Regions from separate parts of the Mus musculus genome. Here region 1 is linked to region 2. A link is a loop called in an ENCODE intact Hi-C map of the cell type or tissue named here. Cell type or tissue: heart. All regions are shown on one strand.

The links. A loop is a pair of places that touch in the nucleus more often than their neighbours do. Peaks named below come from ENCODE experiments on the same cell type or tissue, not always from the same donor. Only the 100,000 strongest peaks of a DNase experiment are listed, where the experiment ranks them.
Region 1: a loop joins it to region 2, with 2.6 times the contacts of the local background. A loop is called at or near these places in 3 of 42 quality-filtered maps.

Annotation. Positions count from the first base shown.
Region 1 is chr13:102,348,300-102,356,299 of GRCm38, forward strand. Gm46397 (a long non-coding RNA gene) reads right to left here and starts at 3,541. Exons shown (of 4, transcript XR_001780850.2): 1 at 3,459-3,541; 2 at 1,394-1,481. Gm36703 (a long non-coding RNA gene) reads left to right here and starts at 1,411. Exons shown (of 4, transcript XR_382833.4): 1 at 1,411-1,491; 2 at 3,692-3,798; 3 at 4,164-4,229; 4 at 7,870-8,000. In heart, no CTCF peak of the experiment used is centred here; DNase peaks (open chromatin) are centred at 3,992 and 7,492; H3K27ac peaks cover 955 bases.
Region 2 is chr13:102,641,420-102,649,419 of GRCm38, forward strand. No RefSeq gene overlaps it. Among named protein-coding and RNA genes, the nearest start is that of Gm41046, 21 kb to the right of the region's middle. In heart, a CTCF peak has its summit at 3,636 (motif pointing left); DNase peaks (open chromatin) are centred at 3,582 and 5,132; H3K4me3 peaks cover 339 bases; H3K27ac peaks cover 1,456 bases.

The sequences.
Region 1 (8,000 bases), 290 kb before region 2:
CCCCACCCCCACAGACTGGGTCTGTAGCTTCCCACAGCCAGACACCCACCAGGGCTACATGAAAAGTATGTGGCAGTCCTCTCACATCTGCCCACCCAGCAGGCACTGGAACTCTGGCAGGACTGGTTCCCCCCACTCCCTTTATTCCCAATGCCCTACACAGATCCGTTATAGTTTGGCATGTTGGGAAAGTGTCCGAGTGCCTTAATTTCTGATATAGTGAGAACAGCCAACTGCTGCTTGGAAAATGTTTAGCTCTAAAGCTGTGTGGTAACCATCATAAGGAGACACAACTTGGAAGAGTCCACCACCATTTTCTTCAAAATCCTCAAATCAAATGCCTTGAGAGGGAAGTATCTCTACATTTCAATGTAAAACTGAACACGAACCATCTCATTTACATGAGGCCACAGCCATAGGGTTTTCAACAATAAAGAGAAGCATGTTAAGTTTTTTTATGAAAAGAAAAGAAAACAAGAACAAGATTTGACTGTCTACACAATGATGACTTGGGGGAATATTGTCACTGAAAAAGAGTGGGCAGGGTGAGCTTGCCTTTTGGTTTGTTTGTTGGTTGGTTGGTTGGGTTCTATTACAGTATCAGTAATATCTTTTAACTTTGTGCAAATCAGCTCAGTCTTAAGTGTCACTTCTCTACAGAGGAGAATCCATACACAGTATGGATTTTATTTCCATGTGGCCAACAGCACAGCTCAGGTTCCAGAACAAAAGCCAAGACTTGATTTTAAAAAAACAATGAGACAACTGAGTCCAAAGTTTGCTGCCTGACTATCCAAAAACTCCATCTCAGTGTTTCTAATGCTTGTTCTGTAGTTCTCCATTCAGGAGACCTTGCAACAGCATGCCATACTTCTTCAGCCTTCCTGAAAGACGCTCACCTGGAACACAAAGGCACAGTGCTTCCTTCCTCACCCCTCACACCCCAACAGATACCCCAAATGATTCATTCTTCTCTGCTTGATCTTTCATAGTTGGGCTTTCTCAAAGCTCATCTCGGAAACCGATTTTACCCAGGACACTCTGTCCAGACCATTCTGTTGCCTCTCCGTGTTAACTACTGAAGTTCTGATGATGACACTTCAGCACAAGCTTCCAGAGCAGATCTGTCTCTGAATGCTGGCTCTCTGTGTCTAAACAACTAACATTTGCAGTCTGCTTTCCGGGTACTCTATTGAGGGCCATCTATGGGTGGCTTTTATTTCATATTTTATATCCTGGTGTACAAGTAATCGTATCAATTCTTATACAACATTTGTGACTAAAGCAAATAAGCATTTCAGCCTGCCTCTGCTTCTCCTTCCCTCCCTCCCTCCCTCCCTCCCTCCCTCCCTCCCTCCCTCTCTCCACCATATCACCAAGTACCTATTCTTACCAGCCTGCTGTCTGCACTTCATTTTCATAACAGCTCAGTGGAATGTGCTCATGCCTTTGTTTGTCCCTCTTCAGAGAAAGGGAAATTGCTACACAAAGGTATGGAAAACTCTGTTTAGAAAACTCTGTCCTAGGTAGTAAGGATATGCATTCCAAGATGCTTGGTTGGTTTTACCTCAGCACCTCCCCTATACCTTTCTTTTGCTACATTTCTGCATATCCCTTGGAGGTACCCCAAGTTTAATGATCCAAATCTAAGCTCACAAAGCAAGGTCTTTTCCTTGGTTTTGTGTTTTGGTTTGTTGTTGTTCTTAAGTGGTTTGGGTTTTTTGTTTTGTTTGGTTTTGTTTTTCTGGGTTTTTTGGGTTTTTTTTTTTTAGTGTTTGTTTTCATTTTCTTTTGTTGCGGTTTTGTTTGGTTTTGTTGTCTGTTTGGTTATTTGGTTGACTGGTTGGTTTTGTTGTTTTGCTTCAGAATTACCTGAGTTTTGTGGAGGTGTTATATATTTTTAATTTTTTTTTATTTGTTGGAGTGTTCTTCCTGCATGGATGTATGTGTCCCATATGCATGCCCATTTCTCATGCCATTATGGATAATGTTAAATCACCCATGGATCCTGAGAATCAAGCCCAGGTCCTCTGCTAGAGCAACCAGTGTTCTTAACTGCTAAGCCATCTGACTAGCCATGATTATTGAGATTTTTTAATTATCTGAATGTCTCATATGTTTATACAATGCATACTGGTTATGTCCTTTGCCATTAACTCCTCCTAGAGCCCCGCCTCTTCTTAACTCCATGCCCTCTTTGTATTTTTTTATTTTTTATTAAAAACCCTGAGTCTAATTAGAGCTGCTCAAATGTACAACTAACTATCCACTTGTTCCTTGATAAAACATGGGATCGCTGTTCACACCCCTTCATCTTATGTGATTTGTAACTAGCCAAAATCTTGTCTGTGTGCTCTTATATCCCCACCACCACAGTCACAGGATTTCTGCTTTGACAGTTGTTACCCACAAAGTCGGCTTGTGGCGTTTTGTTTCTTCTTGATTGACAGTTTGATGGAATTTAGGATCACCACAGAAGCCAACATCTAGGTCTGTCTGTGGGGAAATTTCTAGAGGGACTGACTGAGGTGGGAAGACGTCCCCTAAGTATAAGCATCACTATTCCATGAGCTCGTGTCCCAGACTGAATAAAAACAGTGACCCAGGTGCCAGCACTCATCTCTAATTGCTCTCTGACCAAGGATGCAAAATGACATGACATTTCATGTTCCTACTACCATGTGTTTCCAGCCATCATGTCCTGTTCCTTCTAACCATGAGCCAAAAGTCACCCATGTGCTGGCTAGTGTTATGTCAGCTTGACACAAGTTAAAATCATCTGAGAAGAACGAACCTTAATTAAGAAAATGCCTCCATAAGATCAGGCTGTAGGTAAGCCTGTAGGACGTTTTATTAGGATTATTATTATTTATATTTATTAGGATTATTCTTATTATTTATTAAGATTGACAAGAGAGGGTCCAGCCCATTGTGGGTGGGGCCATCCCTAGTCCGGTGGTCCTGGATTCCATAAGAAAGCAGACAGAACCAGCCATGACGAGCAAGCCAGTAAGCAGCACCCTTCCATGGCCTCTCTATCAGATCCTGCCTCTGGGTTCCTGCCCTGTCTGAGCACCTATCCTGACTTCCTTCAAGGCTGAACAGTGATGTGGACTTGTAAGCCTCTCCCACCCACCCACTTCCCACCCATCCCCCGTTGCTTTGGTCATAGCACCTGAAACCTTGACTAACACAGCGGTTCTTTTCTTTTGGTCCTTTCTTCAGGAAAGTTATCACAGCAGTGAGAAGAGTTGTCTACTGAACAACTTGAGCACACACCTACCAAATGCACCTTCCTGGAGTGTTCATGACAGATCACAGCACTATGCTTTTTTAAAGTTTCTGTTTTACATTCCTAAGAATAACTGAAATACTGTGCATGCGGCTTATACGGCTCTCTGTCTGATCCCTGCACTACCACTCTGTACTACGGTCACAGCCGCGTCTCAGTGACTCACCACTTCTTTCTGTCACTGAGGCTTCTACACTGTCCCCACTTTTTAAAACTCTTTTATTTTCCGTTTTATTCTACACAACTCTCTTCCTGATTTATGAGCTCGCGATAGTCCGTGCTGACGTCATATTTTTAGTCCCACCTCTTCCTGTGCTCTTCGTGGTTCTCACTATTTTGCATGTTTTACATTTACCATGAACAACTTTCATTATAATGTATTTTTTTCTCTCCTACTAGACAAAAATCCCCAGGAAGAAATAAGCAGCATCCCTCTCGATGACCCCTGTGCCTAGAATATAGCAGACTCGTAAACACTTATGAAAGGAAACTCAGTGTGACTTTTAGTAAGTAACCTACTTAGTTGACTCTCAAGTTATCATTCTTGGAAAATAGGGATGTTAGTTAGCATTAGCTTAGGGTCACATTACATTTTTTCAAGCTAGTAAGGATTCATGACTGGCTGGCTTTTGTGGGAGTCTTCAGAGACACTTTAAATAGTTCAAGGAGCTAAGGCTATTTTCCAGTGGCGCTTCCCCAGGGGACAGCAATGTGACACTTAATCCCCTGGCCTTCTCCTAATCCTGTCCGGCCCAAGAGTCCACAGAGGGAGTCTACACATTACAAAGCAAGATTACTGGAAAAAATTTTTTTCAAACTGTTTCTCTGTATATTTCCAAAGAGTACTACTTTAATTGATTTGCGTTTGCAGGATTGAATTCTAATTTCAAGACAACTCCTCAAACAATTCGCCACAGAACAGACCATTAGAGTTATGGTAGGTATAATTAAAATGCCATTGCATTCTAATAATGTCTCTCCCTCCCTTGCTCCCACCCACAATTGGTTTTCTGTACCAAACAAAGAAACAGCTGTATAACCAGCAGGCTTCCATCTGTGAGCGTCCGTCCGTCTGTGGTTTCCTTTGCACGTGTGCCAAACAGATCTGGAAAACTCAAACACACCCTATGCTCGATTTTACTCTCTTCCAGAACTCTGTGTCTACCCAAACAGTATCTGAGAGATCCTTAAGATGGCCTCTCAAATTACTCTTCCAAGTTAGTACACGCAAGAAGTCCAAGTGATGGTGCTGCTGAGTGTTCTGGTTGATACTGTTGTCAAGCTGAGTCAGACAGATACAGAGGCCCTCAGCCAAACCATGTACAGAGTTTAGGGACTCTTATGGAAGAATAGGAGGAAGGATTGCAGGCCCAAGAGAGGATAGGAACTCCACTGGAAGACCACCAGAGTCAACTAACCTGGACCCTTGGGGCTCTCAGAGTCTAAACTACCAACCAAAAAACATATATGGGCTGGACCTAGGCCTCTCCTCATATAAGTAGCAGATGTGCAGCTTGGTCTTCATGTGGTTCCTAAACAACTGGAGCAGGGCTATCCCAAAAGCTGTTGCCTGTATGTGGGATGTTTTTCTAGCTGGGCTGTCTTGTCTGGCCTCAGTGGGAGAGGAAGTATCTAGCCTTGCAGAGACTTGAAGTGCCAGTGTTGGGGGAATACCCAGGGGAGCACTCAACTGCTCAGAGGAGAAGGGGAGGGGAGATAGGGGTAGGATTGTGGAAGAAAATGACCAGGAAGAAGGGAGCAGTGACCAGGATGTAAAGTGAATAAGTAAAAAATTTATATATATATATATATATATATACACATATATGCATATACACACACATATATACATATATATATATACCTATATACATATATATGTGCACATACACACACATAAAAAGTAAAATGAATGAAATGTTTTAAATAAATAAATAAATAAAAACCACTAAGATATATATATATATACCTTATATATATATATATAATTTTTTTAAAGAATTCAACAGCTGAGTAGGGGATGCAGGCCGGTAGATGGTTGTCACCATATTGTCTGGGAGTGTGTTGTGACAATACTTCTGGCAATAGAAGAGACAACACTCAGAGAAAAGGTGACATTGATGAGGAAAAGCATCTTAGAACAGGAGTTACCCAACTTCCTTCCTGAAACCCCTTTCATCCTCCACCATCACATATTCATAAAGCAGGTTCATTTCTGATCACATTAACGGATGTAAAAGCGTGCGGAATGGAAACACCCCAAAGTCATAGTGTTATGTGCACGATCACTCTGCCGCTGCCTCTTGCTGGTTTCTAGATGTTTGTTTTTTACAGCTGTTTGCTGAGACCATGGCTGCCCTAGGTAGGCTCTAAGCATTCTACCATGCCCTTAAGTGTAATTCAACTGCCAGTCTTCCTCGAATTTTTCTTTTTTTTTAATTAGGTATTTTCCTCATTTACATTTCCAGTGTTATCCCAAAAGTCCCCCATACCCCCCACCCCACCCCCTACCCACCCACTCCCACTTTTTGTCCCTGGTGTTCCCCTGTACTGGGGCATATAAAGTTTGCAAGTCCAATTGGCCTCTCTTTCCAGTGATGGCCAACTAGGCCATCTTTTGATACATATGCAGCTAGAGTCAAGAGCTCCGGGGTACTGGTTAGTTCATAATGTTGTTCCACCTATAGGGTTGCAGATCCCTTTAGCTCCTTGGGTATTTTCTCTAGCTCCTCTATTGGTGGTCCTGTGATCCATCCAATAGCTGACTGTGAGCATCCACTTCTGTGTTTGTTAGGCCCTGGCATAGTCTCACTAGAGACAGTTATATCAGGGTCCTATCAGCAAAATCTTGCTAGTGAATGCAATGGTGTCAGCGTTTGGAGGCTGATTATGGGATGGATCCCTGGATATGGCAGTCTCTAGATGGTCCATCCTTTTGTTTCAGCTCCAAACTTTGTCTCTGTATCTCCTTCCATGGGTGTTTTGTTCCCAATTCTAAGAAGGGGCAAAGTGTCCACACTTTGGTCTTCGTTCTTATTGAGTTTCATGTGTTTTGCAAATTGTAAATTATATCTTGGGTATTCTAAGTTTCTGGGCTAATATCCACTTATCAGTGAGTACATATCATTTGAGTTCTTTTGTGATTGGGTTACCTCACTCAGGATAATGCCCTCCAGGTCCAACCATTTGCCTAGGAATTTCATAAATTCAGCATCTTTCAAAACTCAGTACAAGGACCACTTCTTCATGAAGCCTTCCCTGATGTCACCAGGGAGGATCAGGTGTTTAAACACTCCATAGCTTTTCCTCTTATTGTTAAATGTCCATAAACAATGAATCTCTAATCATCGGGCATAACATTTATCCGCAAGCCTAAATGCTTGACTATTACTTCACTCTTTTACTAATTTAGGCTAACAATGCTTCTAAAACATGAATAGATGAACGGGTGACATTTGTTTCTTTGTGTTTATTAACTTCTTGATGGTTCAGTGGAATACAACAACAGCATAAATTTTATGTAACATGGTATGATTTCCTTTGGCCTGAGTGTTCTTTATAGCCTACCAATGGTAGAATTACCAATGGCGTTATGGGGTAGAAATCAAGCACAATGAAAAATTCAAGTTCTCAATTTGGTCCATCATTTCTGTCTTCTGTCATATATATATATAATTTTAACTATAGGAAGCTAGCTAAAATTATATGAATGTGAAAACTCCCCCTGCTCTGCCTAATATTAATTCTCCCAAATGAGGCCTGTAGGTTTGGTGTAAGTTTGGTATGCCAACTACTAAGGGTATTGAGCAGTGCCCGGGGCAGTGTTTTATACAATGCCCAACACGTAGTGTCAAGTGGTACTTCTCTACCATTTTTAAGACATTACAAAGCTGACATTGCAGTTTGATTTTTTTCCACTGCTCTCCCTGTGTCTTTATTCTTGCAAAGCTGTTAACCATAAAGAAATCATCAGAAGGCAGGAAATGAGAGAGAAATTGTGAAAGAAAAGTGGCCTAAAACCAGAAAATTCATCTTTGAAGAGCACTAATAGATTTGATTTCTATCAGATCCACGTGAATCCCTTTCCAGAAGAGTTTTTATTACTCACAATGTGTCACTTCTTTGAAAACTAATGGTCTGACATATCTCCAAGCCAAAAAGACTTATCACCCTAATAAGGAATGTCTGGGCAGCCTGCCACAAAAGCAGCTTGGAAGATGGGTCTTCTAGCAGTTTTCTAACATTAGCACACATTGTTCATACACATACATATACTGATATTGTATCTTTACATCTCCATGAGGGAAAAATGCTTAAAGACCTTGGCTAAGTGCTTAGTTTCATAAGTATAGTTTTCTAGCTGAAATTAATAGGCAAAAGACTATCACAAAGTGGTCATGATTGCACATGCCTTTCTATTAGTGATTCAATTGTTCCTTTATTTCTGCCTAGCCATAAAAGTTGTCTGTATCAATGAAAAGTCAATTTTGTATCTCAGGAAAAGCAAAATAAGTTCATTCTTATGTTCATCAAACTTATAGGGAGGTTGTCTAGTGTGTTATTTTTTTCTATTGCAGTGATAAGATACCATGATCAGAAACAATTTACAGAAAGAAGAGTCTTGGGTTCCAGAGAGAGTCCATGATGTCTGAGAGAGGCTTGGCAACATGGGCCCAGAAAAGGAAGCTGAGAGATTACATCTTCAACT
Region 2 (8,000 bases):
TTGCATGTGCTATTGGAGCAGACTGACTTGCTTTCCTTCCAGAATAACCTTGTAGGGAAGGAAGTTCACGCCGCACCTGTGCCTTGAGGGTGGCCTGGACTCTCATCCTAAGTCCGCGTTGATCACCTAGTAAGTACCTACTTGCTTATTTATAATGCCGAACTTGGATGCTAGCACCTGAGATCCAAAACTCTTAGTTTGCTTCTGGATTCTGCCTTATCCATACTGGAGAGGGATTGAATCTCATAAAAGGAATTGGAAAAGACCTGCTACGGAGGGATTACCCAGGACTGCAGAATCTTCATGACCCTTTGCTGAAGGAGGGGGGCTAGTCTTTTTTTAAAAGAAAATGATATACATACAGAAATAATTTATCAACTGATTAAACACCAAGATAAGGTACATGATTCTTCAATATCACTAACAAATCAACTGCTAGCCAGCTCTCGACTGATCTTTTACAGGTCTTTTAATGTTCCTTAACAAGAGGCTTCTAAGGGTTCGAAAATAGATTGTTGGAGTCTGCGCCCAAATCAACAAAGGCCTCTCTTGTAGCCCCCCACCTCTCAAGGCAAGCCTGTGGGGTTCAAGGCCTGACAGCCGGATGTGGGCCTGGCATAGAAAATATGTTGTATGTATTTGTAGCATGCTGTATATACCACTGAGGAATGTCTGTGGCTTCAGAGAATCAAGCAGGTACCTGTCTATGCCTCCCATGGTCTCCTGGAGCTGAGCACCCAAGCAAGCCACCCCCAAGTCTCAACTGCATCAAATCATTAGCCAAAGAAGCCAAAGTCAGTGGCATCTTCGGAACAAGCCGCTAGCACATCAAAGATAACGCAAACACCACAAATAGGCCAGGCTGTAAAGAACACCCTTGTGTTTCTAAAGCAGAGGAGGAGCCTTGAGGCTCACTATAGATCCAAGTCCTCTAAGTGAGTTCTCCACATTCAGTATTCATGGCCCCTTTAAAAGGCAGAATTAACAAACATCAGAACAAAGAAATAAATGCCCGGGCTATCAGTGGTCAAGAACCATTGATCGAACACAGCTGGAAGCTTCAACGTAAACCCAGGTCTCCTGATTGTGTCAAAATTGAACGTGGTAGTGCACATCTGTAATACAAGCACCAAGGACTCTGAGGCAGTAGGACCAGAAGTTTGGGGCCAACCTGGGCTACATAGAACCATGAGTATAATTAATTCTTTAAATGTTCTTGGTTGCCTTCCTACTTTTGGGGCTTTTTTGAGGGTTTGAATTTTCAGGATTTTGCTGCTTGTCTTTAAGACTAGGCCCTACTCTATAGCCCAAGCTGGCCCTGAACTCACAGCAATCTTCCTGTTTCAGCCTCATGAGAGTTGGGATCATGCCTGACTTCACTAATTCTATATTAACCAACCTCCAAGTGATTCAAAATTCCTCGTGAGGGAACCAGATTATTTGCATTTTTTTCAAATCAAGTTAGGAATTTGGTTCTTTTGTGATGGTTTGCTCCAGAATCTAGGATACTTCCCCTTCTCAACTATCCTATAATTTTTAATTCTAATTACCATAGGATATATGGTATCTTAATTTTTTTAAAACACCATCAAATTATCTGAATTTTTTTAAAGATAATGTGATGAATTGTCCAAACAAGTTGCTTGGATCCCCAATGTACTGTGAGAATTGGCATATAAAAAGAACAATGTGTATATGTATCAGAAATAGCTGCTATCTTGGCCCAATGTATGACAGGGTATATTGCAAACTTTACTTTCTTTACAGTTCTCTCTCTCTCTCTCTCCCTCTCTCTCTCTCTCTCTCTCTCTCTCTCTCTCTCTCTCTCTCTCACACACACACACACACACACACACACACACCTTTCCTTCCATATACCTTTTCTACAAGCTAATAGACATATGATTCGTATAATAATAATATACAGTTCTGTTGACTACTTCAAAACAATTCATAGCAGTAGTAGCAGAAATAGCTGTTTATATTGCTGCAGGCTCAAATTTAGTTAACACACTGGTTATCTAAATAAGGAACATTCCTTAGAGGTTCATATTTTAATTAGCATCTTTTTTTCCCCAAGTAGGGACTGGATAATTTTTATATCATGAGTTGTATTTACAGCTGGAGCAATGCCTCTGTAATTGAGTCAGCCAAGAATCAACCCAGCCATAATTTTCATCAGCGACCTGTATGGTTTTCCCCAGCTAGAGGGAAAACCAGGGACCTTCCCCTGGCCACCTGCTCTGTGGATGATGGGAAAATATGACAGCTTGACTGACAAAGTGATGAGATTATATAAAAGAAGGAGAAAAGAAATACACACACCCTCAGGGTATAACTCAATGGTAAAGTATAGGCTTGGCACACTGGAGGCCCCGGGTTCAAACCCAGCTCACAGTCAGATACAGCAGTGCTGGGCTGGAGTCCCGGAGACTTTGTTTGCTGAATCTTAAGGACCCATGAACTCAAGACCAGATGGGGCAACAGAGTGAGATTCTGTCACATAATAACAACAAAATACTTCCAGCCACACACACACACACACACATACACACACTGCTCTCTATATTGTCTCTTTCCTTTTCTTTGTTAAAGTAATTCATAATGTTTTATTAGATTTTTATCTAAATTCAAATTGTGATGTGTAGACATTTCCCTCTAACATCCCTGAATTTTTCCCTAGAGAATAACTACAAGGCCCCATGCCATTTCCTGCCGTGTAGTGTGGCACTCGTAGGGGAGTTAGTTCTTGGGACCTCATGGTAGGAATGGAAATGCTCTCATATCTCCTGATCTAGAGGGCTGCTCTGAGTTCAGCAATGCGAATCCCTGGGCTTCTCTGCTTGTTCCCCTGGACGACTTTCCACTCCTGCCTTCAGGAACCAGATTGTCCGAGCCATTATAGCAACATCCCATCTTCCGTGTACAAACTTGTGAAATACCAGCTTTTCATCTCACTGTCGGCAAATGGACGCCTTATGCACATACAGAACACTCTGCCACGACTCTAGTCACTGGAAATAACGTGGCACTGACATCAGGGAGTCACATAACAGACGACATGTCTAAAGGACAGAACTATTTTCCACAGAGTATTAATTTACCAACTTCCTACATGACAATTTCCCAAAGCAGCCGAGAACATCTGTGACCCGCAGGCTTCATGTTTCCCTTAATGGGGCACTAATTGTTTTTAAATAAATGTCCCCCACTGTGCAAGCTCTCAACGTAGAATAGAAGTGGGTTGAGGGGTAGAAAGCCTAGCCTATCATTCTGATGTCTAAAATGTCACACTTTCAAAGATGCCAGGGAGATGAAATGCATTTAATAATCAATGTAAAAAATTTAACACATGTTGAAGCTCCTGTTTGAATTATAAAAGTATCAATTATAAAATGTCTACCCTCCCCCGCAAAAATACCAATTTCCACTCCCTATAACATTGCTCCTTAAAATGGTTACAGGCGGGATCCACATGCATACAGCAGACTACACAGGCGTTGCTGGTGCATGCGTTTTGCTGGCTCGCTCTTGACACAGACTATTTTCTGCACGAAAGGCTCTTTCATTGTGTTTTCCTTATTTGTATCTTTTTCGGGGTTTGGAAATGAGGTGTTTTCATAGCGCCACCTTGTGGTCATGAGCCATATGAAATTTATACACCCAGCCTAACCTCAGCTTCCTTTCCCGGACTCGGCTTGTTGGAGATTTTTGTTTCGCCTTTGTTATTGTTTTCTCTTTCCTTCTAGTTAATATTCAAGAGTTGTTCTTTGCCAGTGATGCTACTGAGAATAATGACCCAATTCAAACAAAATAGACCATTAAAAATTTTTATGAAAATGTCCTAATGTAGTACCTGCACACTTAGGGATATGCCCCTCAATCAAGGGACTGCGGAGAGGGGTGTGCTAAAACCCCATGGGCACAGGAGAAATGTTGAGGCGGGCTTTAACTGAGAGCATTCTGGCTAAACTTCCCTTACATCTGCCGTGGTTTTCAGGGCTGGCGCTGGTCTGAAATTCAGAGAGCTCAGCAGGACAGGCAACTGATTCCAAGGCACAACGATGGGAATATTAAAGCCATTGATATTCTCCACACGGCAGCAGGAGCCACAGCCAGGTGCTAAAGGAATTGGTGGTTTATGAAGAAATAATCAAATATTCTTTCCTTCCCTTCTCTTTTTTTTGTTTTGTTTTGTTTTGTTTTTTGTTTTTTTGTTTTTTGTTTTGCTTTTTTTTTCCAGCCTCACACCAGACCCAGCCTTCTTATCTCCAGGGAGAAGAGTGCCACTCTGTAAAAATAATAGAACTCTTCCCCCCATGTCTCCCAAAACCACTTCAATTCTGAAGGCTTCATTACACTCGAAGAAACTCCGGTCCAATGACAGGTGTGGACTGTCAAGCTTTGAGGTAGGTAATCATGGAATAGAGTTTTTAAGATTTAGATAACTAAATCCACTGAAGGCTCCATCCACCTTTGTAAGTCGTTGACTCTCAGAAATTTGAAACAGGCCGGGAGGTAAATTTGCATGGTAGAAACAAAAGAGGAGAGGATACCTGGGGGTGACATTAACAAGAAAGGACCCGGTCCCTGGGCTACTTAAGAGCACCAAGGCTGCTCAAGGACCTTCCCTGAGTGGAGGCCTTGGAAAAGGTGACCTAATTTAAAGGGCGAGCTGAGATTCACACATAACTTTGTGCATGCATGCGTGCACATAAGCTCAAGGATAAACATCCAGCCCCGTTGGCATAGACATCGGGTTTCGCCTCAGCTCCTAGATTTGACCTCTGTGAAAGACAATGGCTTCTGACTTTCTCAAACGTCAACAAGAAATCCGCAAAGAAGGCATAGGGGTCAAGGACTCGAAAGTCGCATTTGTAGACAGTGTCACAACAGTGTCGCCCTGACAGAGCGGCTGAGGATAAAACTCTTATGTGTTTGAACCTGGAGAGGATGAGGTAACTGGATGGGCCACAGGAAGTCCCAAGTGGGCCACGGAAATTGACAAACCCCCATGTGTCATCCCACAAGTGAAGGTTCTGGAAGTTTTCCAAGTCTGCCAGTGATCCCAGCTGACCTTTCTCAGTCTGGCAGACTCGGGGCCAGACTGTGGAGAAAATGACTGAGAAGCAAATTCCTGCTGCTTCCTGGTGAGCCCGCTTCACTTTCCAGTAAGTCCCCAGTGGTATAATTGTTCCTTTATCTGCACAGGAAGAGAATTGTCGATTCCTTCTGGAAACTAGAGAGGGCCTGCCCACTCTCCTGGATGCTGGCTCAGAGTCTGTGCATAGGCAGACCTGGAAGGAAGCCCGGTCCTGCGGGGACCACCATGTCATAGTAGCTCTCAGCATCAGGCTGGATGGGGACTTTAATTCTCTAAGATTCAAAGGCCTCGTTGATGATCACCAAGCAGAACTTGCTGTATGTTACTATGAAACTTGGACCAACAAAGGGTGACCCACTGGCCAAAGCCAGGCCCTCTCCTGTGTTTATGACCGCGTCTTTTCAGAAGCATATCCCCGCTCGTTCACATTAGTCCCCTGTACACCAACTCCCCTCCATGGCAGAGGTGAGGAGCTGCACCAGAGCTCCCATGTCTGCCCAGCCCGGATTGCTCACTGCCTGGGCCTTCACATGAGAAAAGCTCACTGACTCCAGTTCAGCAGAAAGGCCGTTCTGGTAAGGCAGTGTAGTATCTGGAAAGACCCTGAGAAGGGACTCAAAGGCCTGAACTCAGGCTCTGCCTCTATCAGAAACCAGCAGGTGAATGACTGAATACCTTTCCAGGGGCACGGGATGTAAAAAAAAAAAAAAAAAAAAAAAAAAAATGTGATCTCCATCTCCAGTGCCAAACTGGTTACCCAATACTTTTTGTTTCCAAAAGCTTTTTTTCCTATTTGTGACCCAAGGACTATGATATTTGAGGTTATTACATTGGTATTGACACCTTGTAAAAAATAAATAAATATGGGAATACAGAGATAGAGAGTTCCTTGGTTTAAAGCACTATCTGCTCTTTGAGAAAACCCAAGTTTGGTTTCTAGCATCCATCGAAGTAGAGTACCCTACAACCATCTATAACTCCAGCCTCAGGGGGGTCTGACACCCTTGCTGGCCTCCACATGTACATGTGTGTGCAGACACACACACATAGACACATAAATTTAAAAAAAAAAAAACATTTTAAAGAAAGACTAGAAACACTCATTTAGGTCCCCACACAGATGCATCCCAAAGTACTCAGAGCCCACTGATACACCCACACTTCCTGCATTGCCCCTCTACAGAAGAGACATGTGTCTTCTGGGGCCTCACCATCTGTGGAGCAATGATCAAAACATTACTATTCAGTTACTCTCTAAGCACAGCTGTAGAATCACGGAGACGTGTTTTTACAAAACCAAGCAATTGTCTGAGTCTGTCTCCCAACCGAAGAACGGGGAAAGTCTAATTCACAGAACAATTCCTACTTTATAGAGCCTTTATATACAACATGCGGGGTACACTCCTGTTTACTTGTTTTTCATGCCATCTTTATTTAGTGTGTACTTTATAAGACTTGCAAATAGTTTCCAAACATCTCCGAATTTAAGAGGAAAAATGCAACTGAGTGAAGCTGATTTAAATTAGCTTAGTCTGGGTTCTTCCCAGAAGCAGAGCCCAGATGAGAGAAGATGCCTTATTTTTGGAATTGATTTGAGGAAACAAGTAGAGAAACAGACAAATTAAAATAGGGCCAATCATAGGGTCTTCAACTAGGTTGGTTACTGGATATGGACAACCAAGGATCCTTCCTCCTGGGCTACTGTGAGCTTCTTTGTGGAATGGCTTCTGGTATACCTTCCTGAAGGATGTAGGTCAGACATAATGATACACTTACTCCCATTATTGCCCTATGTGGCTCTAATCTGCTCACATTTCCAGTGTGAACACGAGGCAGAAGTCAGATCTGCCACAGCCTGAAACTCCATATCAGCAACCAAAGATTGTATGATACACCGGCCGGAGGGAGCCCATGCATCACAACTGCATAGAGCATTCATAGCCAAGACCACAGTCAAACAGCAGGCTGGGAGAACATAAAGAAGGACACAAAAACACCCCACCCAGCATGTGAAGTCTAAACCCTACTATGTCATATTCCCCAATCACCAGCACTTAGGGTAGTATGGCTGCAGTAGTCCTTTACTATCAGGGATGCCTCTGACATTATAATAAATTCCCTTTGTTTGCTGGCTTATGCAGAAGACATCAGATTAACACTTTTGATGAAAAGGAGAACTCGAATTCTCTCCCATTGAATAGAGAGCAATGAATGGAGGAGAGTGTAAGAGATGTCTCCAGGGGCTTGGAGAGATGACTCAGTGGTTAAGAGCACTGACTGTTCTTCCAAAGGCCCTGAGTTCAAATCCCAGCAACCATGGTGGTTCACAACCATCTGTAATGGGGTCTGTAATGGGATCCGATGCCCTCCTCTGGTGTGTTTCAAGAGAACAACACTGTACTCACATACACAAAATCTTTAAGAGAGAGAGAGATCTTCAAAAATTGAGCAGTATCATAGAATTGTTTCAATAGACCAATGTGCTCCTAATTCAAGGAAGTACCAAGAAGGAAAAGTCACCCTTGAGCAATGATCAAAGCGCATGTAAAAAATAAAATAAAATAAATTTAGAGAGGCTTAAATAAATATGTGTGGGGAAATGAGCATCCATGCAGTTGATGAGGGAGACAGGTCCTCCTCCATCATGGCTCCCTGGACCTCATCCCAGCATATTGTGTTCCATCCACTGGTATCAGAGCTCCAGGAAGAGGTGACAAGAAGTAAGAGTTACTTGTTTTGCTTTTAAGAAAGCTGGCATCATAGAATTTAGATCTTCTCTGAAATTTTAGAAGCAAATCCAAGTTCATTCCTCTTTTTTTGTTGTTTGTTTCTTGTTTGGTTGTGGTGGAGTGTGTGTGTGTGTGTGTGTGTGTGTGTGTGTGTGTGTGTCTGTGTG